Linked DNA regions of Mus musculus: region 1 is linked to region 2. A link is a contact called in ENCODE Hi-C or POLR2A ChIA-PET data. All regions are on one chromosome and are shown on one strand. Each heading gives the region's core, a stretch centred on a gene start or an enhancer-like site at or near the end of the contact. The rest is flanking DNA. Distances are from core to core; before and after follow the strand shown. Region 1 has its middle 21 kb from the start of Gm36156. Region 2 holds the start of Cstf1 (cleavage stimulation factor, 3' pre-RNA, subunit 1).

Region 1 (5,816 bases), core at 675-3,174, 270 kb before region 2:
TCAGTCTCGCCCCAGGTTGTTCTCAGCCCACACTGGTCCCTCCCCTCACACCCCCAAGGCAGTCTTCTCAGCCACACTCTGCAGGGAAGAAAACTGGGAGACCAGAGGGTAACACAGGTACCCAGGGTCTCTCACATGGCATTGGAGGCTGGGTGGAAGGAAGGAATGTAGAATAGCCCTGGCTGGCCTAGAACCCACTGTGTGTATCAGGCTGACCTTGAATTCACATAGATTTACCTGCCTCTGCCTCCCAGGCGCTGAGATGAACGGGCGATTAAAGCCACCACGCTGAGCCTACTCTCCCTTTTCCACCATCTTGTCTCCTTCCTCTCCCCGTGTTGTGTGCATTGTTGGTTTTAGCATCATTCTAAAAAAACGCTGGAGTCTGAGAAGGAAGTGATACATTTATTTGCAATAGCTTCCTGGCCTGTGCCAGGATAGTCTTACAGACCGTCAATGGTACGGAACCTTCGAAGATTCTAGCTACGACCCCCCCCAAACACAGGAAGCACCTGGTGCTGATGGGAGGTACCACCTGGGTGACCACTGTCACAGTGTCACAGGCTGCACTTGGGTAATACAAGCGTTCCCACTGCTGGGGGAGCCCCCTCATCTCCCCAGGAATGCTCCAGCCTCCCTCCCTGCTGCAGGACACCTCAAACACTTGGCAAGGCTCATAGGGACGGAAAATAGGACCTGCAACCTGAAAGATGTGGGCACGTTGGCTGCTGACACCTCAAAGGCTAGGGACTGGCAGCTAGGTCAGAGCCCCACAAGAGCCTTGGACACTGACCCATGCCGGTGTCTTCATATCTGGACTGGCCATTCTGGGGCTTCCTTCACCAATATGTTACCTGGAGCCATTCCTTCCCCTCTCTGGACCTAGGGCTGAGAGTTCCCCTGACTAACATCCCGATAGGTTCCTGAGTAGGTGTCTGATCCTGAATTGAGACCCAGGACTCAAGTTGGAAGAGTTTTACTCCCCCCACAAAGACTGGGCCCCGACCTGGGCGTGAAAGGGCCCATCAGGCCTGATCACCAAGCTCAGGGAAGTGCAGAGAGTCGCAGATCCAGGCCTGGGTCAAGATAACCCTGTCACCTTGGGATGCTTCAGCCTGTGATTCCTGTGCCCAGAAGCCACAGTGACAGGTCTGTTCTGGGAGCCAGGGAGGCAGGCGGGGGGGGGGGGGGTTGCATCTGGGTTTGTGTGAGCTAGAATGAATCACTAGTTCTCACATGATGCTCTGTCAGAGCCTCCTCTGCCCCCCCACGCCCAGGCCAGTTCCACATCTCTGCTTCCTGTCTTCACCCCTTTTAGGCTAGCTTGCTGGTCGTCTGTCTGTTCTCTCTCCTCTGTACTCTCAAGCTCAGAGCACAGCAGTTCATCAATGCCCTGGTAAATGCGTCCCAGGCTCCTGCCTCTGTTTCCTGACATCTTTGCTGTGCTACCCAGACCTCAAGGTAAAAGGTCTCACCGCATGGCAGGAGACAGCCTCTCAACGAACTGCCTCCTACTCAGGGAAAGAAGAAAGCTCTCTGAGCAGGAAGTCCCACTTGGTGCCTAACCCAGTCTTTCATGCTGCTACTCAAGTCAGCTTCTCTGAATTGTTCTTCAAGACCTAGATTTCAGGGGCTGCAGGCAGGGAAGCCATTCACCCACCCAAGGGTGCTCTTACTTGCTTCCTGTGAGCACCATTCTGCCTCTGGGAGTCTCTTTTCTTGTCAAGACCCAGAACAAAGCTCTTCTGGAAGTGCGGGGAGGGGCGGTGGGGGGAATAAAAAAATAAACGGTCTGTTTAATCACCCTTATTGTCAAAACAGCGGCTGGGCCAAAATACCTGGGCTCTGACTCACCGCCTGACATCCTTGGCGCAAGGCAGCAGGAAGTCACTGCAGGCACATCCTGGGTTGACTTTGGAGGCTCTGGTCCACATCCTGACTCCTCCTCACTTGAGCAGAGCTGAGATCCAAAGGAAGATGCACACAGGCGCCCTGGACGTGGCTTTCTTACGTTCGCTCCTCAGTCACAGGAGCTCTCTCCCACACAGTCACAGGGAGATGCCCGGCCTCCTCTGTGCGCTGGGACAACCCCCTCCCTCCTCCCTCCCCGTGGTGCATGGGTGAATGACTGACTCTTGGAAACACTTCTTGCTACTTCTTTGGGTTTTCCTTAGTCCTGACTTGTTTTTCAGGAACGTTTGTGTTCCTGTGGTCAAATCCTTCTGTTTCCTGGCCCTGCCTATTCTTTCTAGAGAGCTCCATTGGGGGTCGAAGGCTGTGAGGACTAGGGGGAGGGGGATAGAAGAGTCTGCATCATGCCTCCATACAAAGGAAGAGAAATGCTAAAGGAGGAAATAAGTCCCTGAACTGGAGATGCATTCATGACTCAGACTTCTGGCTATTGGTGCTAAATAACTGCTCACAGATTTTAATAAAAATTAAAAACAGCCGGCAGGCACGTGCACTTCCAAGCCAGGTTTATAGCCACAGGGTCATTTGTTCATCCTGTAAATAGGTCTCCTCTCAGGTGGCTCTGAGGTTCCATGGATAACAAATTAGACTTTTTCCCCCACAAGACAGGGTTTCTCTGTGTAGCCCTGGCTATCCTGGAACTAGTAGACCAGGCTGGCCTCAAACTCACAGAGATATGCCTGCCTCTGCCTCCAGATTGGTGAGATTAAAGTCATGCCCTGCCATGCCCAGCTAATTAAGGAAAATATTTCTCAGTGATGTAGTACTTGCCTGGATTCCACAGGCCTCCCAACACTCCTCCCCTGGGAAAGAGGAATCCAAGATACTCAACAGATTGAGACTCTTCAAATATCAGGGTATGGTGGCGCACACGGTTAACTCAAACACGTAAGAGGTAAAGGCAGGCAGACCTCCGAGTTTAAGACCAGTGTGATCTACAGAGTGAATTCTAGGGCAGCTAAGGCTACACAGAGAAAACTTGTCTTGCAAAACTTAAAAGAAAAAAACAAAACAAAACAAAACACTTTTCAAATAGACAAGAGTCCTACTGAACAATAAAAGATGGCCAAAGACACACAGCAGCCAAGCAGGGAAGCTAAACCGCAGATGGAATTTCAGGAAGTGAGCCTGGGCCGTGCATGAGAACACTCACCAATTCATTAGTAACCAAGCAACTGAAGTATGGACTAATGACATCGCTCTTCACGCCTTTCGGAGCTGTGATATTGAAAAGGAACAGTAGCTCACAGCGTTGGCACCGCAGGGGACACCATCCCTTGACGGCAAGTGCACGTGGCACTGAGTTCTAGAATATTCGCTGAAATCTTTTAAGATGTACACTTTTTATCTCGGTGTTTTTATTTCTAAGAAATTACTTAAACTCTGTATCCAAGGCAGGAAATTCATGCCCGCATTTCACATGGGAGAACACGAGGCAGAGCACAAGTTTGCCATAAGCGATGAGTGAGAAACGCTAGAGCATACACAAATGACACAATCTCAGGGCACTGAGAAACGAGCATCATAGAAGACAGCATCTGGGGATGATACTCTACACATACAGCCTGCACACATGATGATACTGTACACATGTGATCTACATACATGATGATACTGCACACATGTGATCTGCACGTGTGGTGGTACTGTACACATGTGATCTGCATACATGATGATACTGTACATGTGCTATCTGCACACATGACGATACTGTATACATACAATCTGCACACATGATGGTATTATACACATGTGATCTGCATACATGATGGTACTGTCCACATGTGATCTGCACACATAATACTTTACTATCTCTACACAGATGGTACTATACACATGTGATCTGTGCACACGATGGTACTGTACACATGTGATCTGCATACGTGATAGTACTATACACATACAATCTGCACACATGATAATACTGTACACTGCACTGAGGCAGGAGGATTACCAAGAGTTCAAGGCTGGCCTTAGCTATAGAGTGAAACCCTGTCTCAAAAGTGGGGAGGGGCCCTAGAGAGATGGTTCTATGGTTAAAAGCAGTAGTTCTTGCAGAGGATCTGGGTTCTGTTCCCAACACCCACATGTCAGTTCACAGCCATTCATAATTCCAGAAGATCCAAGGCTCTCTTCTGAGAGGCACAGGTACACAGACATACATGCTGGCTGAATACTCATACACATAAAAAAATCTGAATAAAACTTAAAAGGACAATATTTCAGTCATATAAAGAATCAGAAAGCCAAGCATGGTGGTATACATCTGTATTCACAGCTCTCACGACATGGGGGCGGGGAGGGGACCAGAAATTCAAGATCAGCCTCAGCTACAAAGCAAGTCTGAGGCTAGCCTGGGCTACATGGAAAAAAAAAAAAAAGAACTGAGGTTACAGGGCTGGAGAAAGAGCCCATCGGGTTGTAAGATCATGTTTATCATACTAAAATTACAAAGCATAAGAAAGCAGAAAAGGAAACTAAAAATTACCCAGAACCCACTAACTGTCATTGGAGACCTGCGTCCATCCACAGCCTCCTAAGTCTACGTCGTCTTATAGTTCGTGTTTTATTATTTTTGTTGTGCTGAGGGAAACTGAGGTCTCCCACATGTTTGAGTGATCATTCCCCCACTAAGCCCTGGTCTCTGTCTTGGACTTCTTGGTCCTGAGGTGTCATTTTTTTTGTTGTATTTTGTTTTAGTTTTTGAAGATTGATTAATGATTGATTGATTGACTACGTTTTGTTGCCAGCAGCCACATCAGTAGTCCACAACTGCCTGTAACTCTATCTCCAGGGAATCTGCTGCCCTCTTCTGGTCTCCTAGTATACCTGCACACATGTGCACATACACACACACACACACACACACATATAAATAAAAATAATCATAGAAGAAATGTCCTGTCCTCATCATTGACAATCTACAAAGTATATACACACAGACATATATGCGGACACACACACACACACACACGCAAGCCCATGTGCTCAGAGAACAATTTGGAAGAAATCTTCACCAAATTGTTAAGAGCAGTGCTCTTATGCAGATAGAATTATGTCTATGTGTGTTGTGCTATGTGTTTCCAGTGATAGGGACCAGGATTGTAGATGCAGGTAGGGGCTGGTGAGAGAGAACACAGGCTGATGTTGCATATAGCGCTTGTCGTAAACTTTGGAAACAAACTCAATGGTGCTTATCAAAGGTCTTAATGTGTCTGACTCTTCTTACCAGTGATTTTGCTTCTAGGAATTTACCCTAAGGAAAGAGTCTGAGATGAACGCAGAGATTGGTGGACAAGAATGCCCATTGAGGAGTTATTTACAATCCTGGAGACTTGGAATGGGTATAAAGAACCAACAATAAGGGATTGTTTAGAGACTGGCTGGCCTTATGTGAGCAGCCACAGAGAGTGTTGTTGGATAGAGCGACAAAATGCTCACCGTTTCAAGAAAGAAATCAGAGGGTGGAAGCGGGAGCAGGGTGCTGAGCACGCCCATGAATGTGTGAGCATTTAGCCCCCAGCACCTCAATAAAATAAACGCTGCAAAACACAGTACTACAGGTGTCTGTGGAGGTCGAAGGGTGAGCAAATTCTGAGTAATTTTTACTTTCCTTTTCTGTTATCTTACACTTTGTAATTCCATTGTGATAAATATAACATCACAATAAGACTTTTTCTTTTCAAATGTCATTCTTTTTTTCAATATTTAACTTTTGATTGCATTTGCAGTGTGTATGCGTGTATATATATATATATATATATATATATATGAATATGAGAGTGAGTGTGTGAGTGTATATGCATGAGTATGTGGGTGATGTGTGTGAGTGTATGTAAGTATGT
Region 2 (6,239 bases), core at 2,017-4,516:
ACCATGTGGTTGCTGGGATTTGAACTCAGGACCTCTGGAAGAGCAGTCATGCTCTTAACAGCTGAGCCATCTCTCCAACCCAACATTATACACTTTTAAGGATATCTAGAATTAAAGTCTTAAAACACCTCTCCCTATGTGCATGTGTGTGTGCGTGTGTGGTAATCACTTGCTGAAAGCAGGAAATAGACTGAAAGCAACCTGAAACAAAACAAACTTCCCATAAATGTTCGGAGTAACGTTGGATGCAGCTGGGGGATTTCAAACACTGCGGAGGGGGTAAGGCAGGTATCTGTAGTGGGTTTGGCCTATGCTGAGTGCATTATAATGTTGATTTGTGTCTCCAAAACTGCTTATATGACTGTCCACACTAAGACACTAAGATGTCAGCAGCCAATGGCTGGGCAGGACAGAGGTGGGACTTTTAGGATTCCTGACTGAGAGAAGAGGGAGGAGATCCACCATGCCAGGAAGAGAAGGTGGAGGAGACAATGCCTGAGAAGAGTGGAGGACAGCGAGGCATGGCTGGGTGAAGAAGCCAGGAGAGTGCAGCCCAGCTGGGCAGCCCTCTGGGTCCAGGGCAGCCAAGGTAGAATATAAAATTTAGTAAGGCTAGGAAGTGGCCCAGCAGCAGTGATGCTTAAGGCATGTCAAACATAAAGGCTGTGGGTGTGTGTAAATCTTTGGGGTGGGTAGCTGGAACTTGCCAGCACCAGGTCCCTTTATAAATTATTTATTTCAACAGGTATCAATGGCTAACCCACGATCCTAATATCAACAGAAATTCTGGTCTACCTGGTGAGTATGGAACGGGAAGGTGAAGACGGCGTGGAACTGAGACAAAGAACAAAGCAAGCAGTGTCTGTTAAGTAGGGAACCAAGCGGAGGAGCATGGAGGAGACAGGGTAATCTTTATAGGGGTGAGAGGGCCGTGAGTCCTGAGCTGGGACTTGAGGGGAGTGCCCGGCAGATGGGTACAATATATGAGAAGCAGCTTCGTCCCCTGGACTCCACCCACTCTTTCAGTACCACCACTGTATTCTGCATACATCCACATTGAAGGTACACAGGAGTGATTTCATAAACTGCCCCGGGCAAGCCTGGAGACCGTCCTTCTGGAATCCACACCCACGGTTTACCTAGCTTGATGAGATGCAGGAGCTGCTCCGAGGGGGCGCACACCGACTGGGGCTTGATCTCATTGATGAGGCCATTGGCGATACTAATGTAACCGTCGTAGAGCAGCTGGCTAATGATCAGCTTGTAGAGCTGCTGCCGGTCCTTCAAACCCACTTTGGTTCTGTACATTTTGCAGAAGAGTATGACAGTTTCCCTGACCGCTGCAAGAGAAACCAGGCACTGAGTAAAAGGCAGGGAGAGGCACACCCCAGGCCCTGGAAACACAGGGCTCCTAGGCCAGGCGTAACACACACTTCAATCTCAGCTTCAGTAGGTGTTTTATCTTAGGATGGCGACCTTGCTTTCTCTGTTCAGGCTCCTCAGCTGTTACCTAAGTTACTGGAGTTTAATCAAAATGGTGCACAGAAAGTGCATAAAGAAACTATTAAAATAACATCACTGATAGATACAGTAGGATCCCTGACCATCTTCTCTTCGCTGATAAACTTTTATTCCCTGTTGCTATCCCTCCGATTCTTCTGTCAACTGTGGAGTCTGCAATGTTTCGGTGGCTGCCTGGACCACTTTACACCAGCTGGAATGTAAATCTACTAGTGACTGTTGTGCTTATTTTTAAAACTTGTTTCCAGGCAACCGAGCTCATTATTATAATTATACAACTTGATGAGGTAGTACATGAACACACAAATACATCATAAAAAACAAATAAGGATAACAGAATGAAAAAATAAGCTAAGTTCAATGCTTTGGGAAGATCCTAAGTTAAACTGCTTAATAAAAATGTGTCAAGCACATGCCCCATGTCTTTATTCCCAGCACTTGGGATGCAGAGGCAGGCAGATCCCTGTGATATTGAGACCAGCCTTGTCTATAGATCCCTATCACAGGCCAGCCAGGACTACATAGTGGGACCCTATCACAAACAAAAAAATGATTACCATCAAAACAAATAAATGTAAAAATCCAAACACATTATACTCTTAAGATCTAAGCTCTCCAAACAAAACTGATTTCTTAATCAACCTGGGTGGGTAATTTGATAAGTATGTGTGTGGTTAGATGTTTGACTATAGGAGTCTGGAGACATCAAGCAAGAAGGTAGCCTGGAGAAACAGCCAAGAGTTACAATGCTTGCTGACAGACACCCCGGGCTCAGTTTTAAACCAAATGACTAGCAAGGCCACACAGCATAGTACTGACCAGAGTTCTTAACAATAATAACACCATGCAGGTCCTACTGGCAGATGCGGTGCCAAGCACCTAATTAGCATCCAATCACTAAACGAAGCTATTCAATATATTCGTGTTCATTAGAAAGAAATGGGGGCTGGAAAGATGGCTCAGTGGTTAAGAGCACTGTCTGCTCTTCCAAAGGACCTGGGTTCAATTCCCATGGCGGCTTACAACTGTCTCTAACTCCAGTTCCAAGGGGCCTGCCACCTAGACACCAATGCATGTAAAATAAAGCTAAATAAGTTTTTTTTTAAAAAGAAAGAAATGAATACAAATCTACCCCTGCATAAGATATTGGGACACAACAGAGGGTGAAATGTGTTCTAAGAATCTAGGGCACCCGTTCAAGTTAAGCCCTCCCCTTCCCCTCAAAGTTGAGGGGGAGCCTGCACACTCCAGAGCCCAGAACTTAACCATTTGACCTATCATCTTTACTCCTGTCAGGAAACATCTGGGGTTGTATCACGACATTTAAAGAAAACGGGGGTGGGAGAAGGAGGTTGAGCCTTTACTTAACTCCCCGCTTAACTTCCAATGGGACACAGATAACTTATATCCTTCCCGGAGGGGACACCGAGGCACGAGACCGGAGGAGCTCGCCCCCGGAAAGCTAACACCGGGGAATGCAGGGGGCCCAAAGCGAAGCCGCGCGACCACTTCTGCTCAGGGCGGAATTCCGGCTTGGACCCACCGGGACCGAGGCCCTTTGAGAGCCGGGGTGCAGGCCGGGCCGGCCAACTCTAGGACACGGACTTGGGGCGAGCGGCCTCCTGCCATCCTCTCCGTTAGCCCCGGTCCTTCACGTGATCCACTACAGACCCTAGCCAACCACACTAGCCCGCTTCCTTACGCCCCCTTGACCCCGTACCCGCAGATCAGGGTCTCGGTCTCCCGCTCTCTTCTAGAAAAATGGAGGAGCGAATCGTGCCCGATCGATCGCTCGGAGTGCACACCCAGTGCGCACGTGCAAAGGGCATGCAGCCGAGCGCCGAGCATCCCTGCTCCCTCGCAAGTCTGCCCTTCTCGCCATCTTACTCACTGGCACGTTCGAGACGCTCATTCACCGTCTCCGAACTAATCACCTCCGCGACTGCCTTGAATCCAAAGGGCTGTGTGTGACTGGCGAACGCCTGATCCTGGGGAGCACGGCGGGCGATAGAACGGCCGCAGATCGGACGGGCCGTTGGTGCACCACTTCCGGGCTCCGACAGCTCAGTGCGCCTGCGCCCAGCTACGGCAGGGAACGAGCTTCCCATAGTCGCGTTTACGGTGAGCCAATCACAGAACGGCATTGCTCCGGCTCTAGCCAATCAGCTCTTGGAGTAGAGGGTTTGACTCCTATTTTAAAAGGAGAACCTTTGAATTGTAACGGCTGAGCTACCGGGATCGCTTGGAGGCTTCGGTCGGGAGCAGGTTCCTGCCTGTGAGTTGGAAAGGGACATGGCTGTTGAGGGCGAGCCTGGATGCTGCAAACGGATAGGGAAGGCTGTGTGGCGTCGGGGTAATGGACTGTCTCAGTGGGTTTGCATTCTGTTTAAGAAAGGTCCAGACGTTTAAGATTTCCCGGCTTGGTTTTAGGTTCTTGTGGGAATGGGGATCCAGACCATCAGCTAACCGAGTAATTTGCAAACCGATGGTGGATGCGGGAACTGCGGCTTATTGGGGACTGCTTCGGGTGGAGAATCAGAGTCTAAGTCGACTCGACGAGTCTGTGGATGAACGGGAGTTCCCTCGTAGAGTGCCCAGGACTGGTGCTGCTCTTCCCGCAGCCTTCTGAGCAGTTTATGTCGGGACTACTTGAGGGTCTGTTTCAAAGCGCAGACCCGCTAAAGCTCAGTTTGTAGAATATTCCAGAAGTTTTAGGATTGAACACTGCCTTCGTGGTGGCCGCCGCTGTTTATTCCAACAGTAAGGTGGTGGAGGCAGGATCAAGTCAAAGGTCATCCTCAGCTACACAGTAGGTCCGAAAAACCAGCCTAAATTACATCCACATACGTCCCTACCTCAACACCTCCATCCCCACCACACACACACACACACACACACACACACACACACACACACCTAAATGTGTGGTTGCTTACATCAGCAGTCTGAGGCAGGAGGTTAGCCTTCGATTTAAGGCCAGCCACAGCTAATAAGTGAGAGCCTGTCTGGGGATGTAGTTCAGTTAGTAGGGTGCTTGCCTAGCCAGCCCTGGATTCCATTCCCAGCACTTGGAACCCCGAGGATGGTGATGACCTCTGTGGTCCTAGCACTGCGGAACTGCAGGCGGGAGGATCAGGAGTTCAGAGTAATCCTCCACCGTATAGCATGCTCAAGGCCAGCCTGGGATCCATGGAACTCTTGTCTCTACCACAAACATAAAGGTTAGGTGTGGTCTTGCATTCTTTTAATCCCAGCCTTTTGGAGGCAGAGGGAGGAACTCGGTGAGTTCAAGGCCAGCTTGGTCTACCTACATAATGAGTTCCAGAACAGCCAGGACTACCCAGGGAGACCCTGTCTCAAAAAAAAAATCCAAACCTAACAAACAAATCCTGGCTCCACTGCAAATACAGGAAATAGAAACCTCTTAGGGATAAGACCCTGGTGTAGCTATTATGGGAAAGCTAAACTGCAGGGCTGGTTATTAACCTTGGTCTGGGGCCCAGGAGTGTGAGGTAGCTGCAACTGCAGTCCTTTGCTCAGGGCTTCTGCCTCCTGCCTAGCTTCCCTGATCTGAAAAGGGGAACCCTGTGGCATGTGCAACTTTCTTGTAGTAAATCTTTGAGCTGAGTGAGAACCATCAAGGTCATTTGGTGTAGATCCGAAGGTGAAGGACTTGGACTCCTCCTAAAAGAAAGGCTCTTGTTTCCTTTTTCAGGTGACATGGACAGATGTAAAGAAAACTGTGTCTCCAGGCCTGTTAAGGTACAGAATTACCTGTATTTACAATTTCGGCTTTTAAAAGATTTATTTCTGCCGGGCGTGGTGGCGCATGCCTTTAATCCCAACACTGGGGATGCAAGGAGGCAGAGGCAGGCGGATTTCTGAGTTTGAGGCCAGTCTGGTCTACAGAGTGAGTTCCAGGACAGCCAGGGCTACACAGAGAAACTCTGTCTTGAAAAAAACTAAAAACAAAACAAAACAAAAAGCAAACCCAAAACGAAAACAAACAAAAGATTTCTTTGCTTATTTTATGACTATGAATGTGTCTTCATGCACACTAGAAGAGGGCATTACAGATGGTTATAAGCCACCATGTGGTTGCTGGGAATTGAACTCAGGACCTCTGGAAGAGTAGCCAGTACTCTTCATCGCTGAGCCATCTCTCCAGCCCCCACAATCGGTATTTTTTAAATGATGTGCATTTTGTTTGTGTGCACCTATGCATATGCCACTGTGTAGGTCAGAGAGCAACTTGTCAGAGTGGGTCCAGAGACCCTAACCCAGGTCCTTAGGCTTGGCTGTAAAAGACCTTAGTCCCTGAGCAAATCTGTACAGTGCTCGTGGAATCGAATCCTTTCCTCCGTGGCTTTGGGTAGAAACTTTAGGTTGACCCTGCCTGGAGGCTACCTGAGCCTCTGTTTCTTCAGGAAATGGCTCTGCTGTGGAAACCTCAGACCCTCTGAGCTCATGGTGGATCCTGAGCGCCTCATTTAAGGAGGAGGGAGTGCCAGCGTCTCTGAGTGTGATTAGTTTAGTCTTAAGATCTCGTTAAGACTGACACAACACAGATCATCCCGTGCAGTAGTGATTGTTTTCAAGGCCTCCGTGGTCTTCTTTGTCCTTTTTTTCCTATTGAAAAACATAATTTCTATGCATTTTAGTTTTGGAGATAACATTCTTAAAAAATATTTCTGTTGGGTGGGGCTTGGTGGGCACAC

The links. Hi-C counts contacts between places; a loop is a spot of excess contacts on that map. ChIA-PET counts read pairs that join two places held with the same protein, here RNA polymerase II (POLR2A).
Region 1: a map of Patski shows a loop between it and region 2 (2.3-fold over the local background). The contact joins the enhancer-like site here to the promoter of Cstf1 in region 2. A Hi-C loop is called at or near these places in 1 of 37 maps with a recorded cell type or tissue (Patski). POLR2A ChIA-PET finds 5 or more read pairs at or near these places in 1 of 5 experiments (Patski).

What each region holds. Positions count from the first base shown.
Region 1 is chr2:172,640,139-172,645,954 of GRCm38, reverse strand. No RefSeq gene overlaps it. Among named protein-coding and RNA genes, the nearest start is that of Gm36156, 21 kb to the left of the region's middle. Within about 2 kb of position 1,924, at least 1 of the 3 ENCODE cell types and tissues checked has a DNase peak (open chromatin) inside an H3K27ac peak, as active enhancers do.
Region 2 is chr2:172,368,030-172,374,268 of GRCm38, reverse strand. Cstf1 (cleavage stimulation factor, 3' pre-RNA, subunit 1) reads right to left here and starts at 3,266. Exons shown (of 6, transcript NM_024199.2): 1 at 3,242-3,266; 2 at 1,140-1,340. The coding sequence starts at 1,308. It overlaps Aurka (aurora kinase A), which reads left to right and starts at 3,699. Exons shown (of 9, transcript NM_001291185.1): 1 at 3,699-3,796; 2 at 5,237-5,283. The coding sequence starts at 5,242.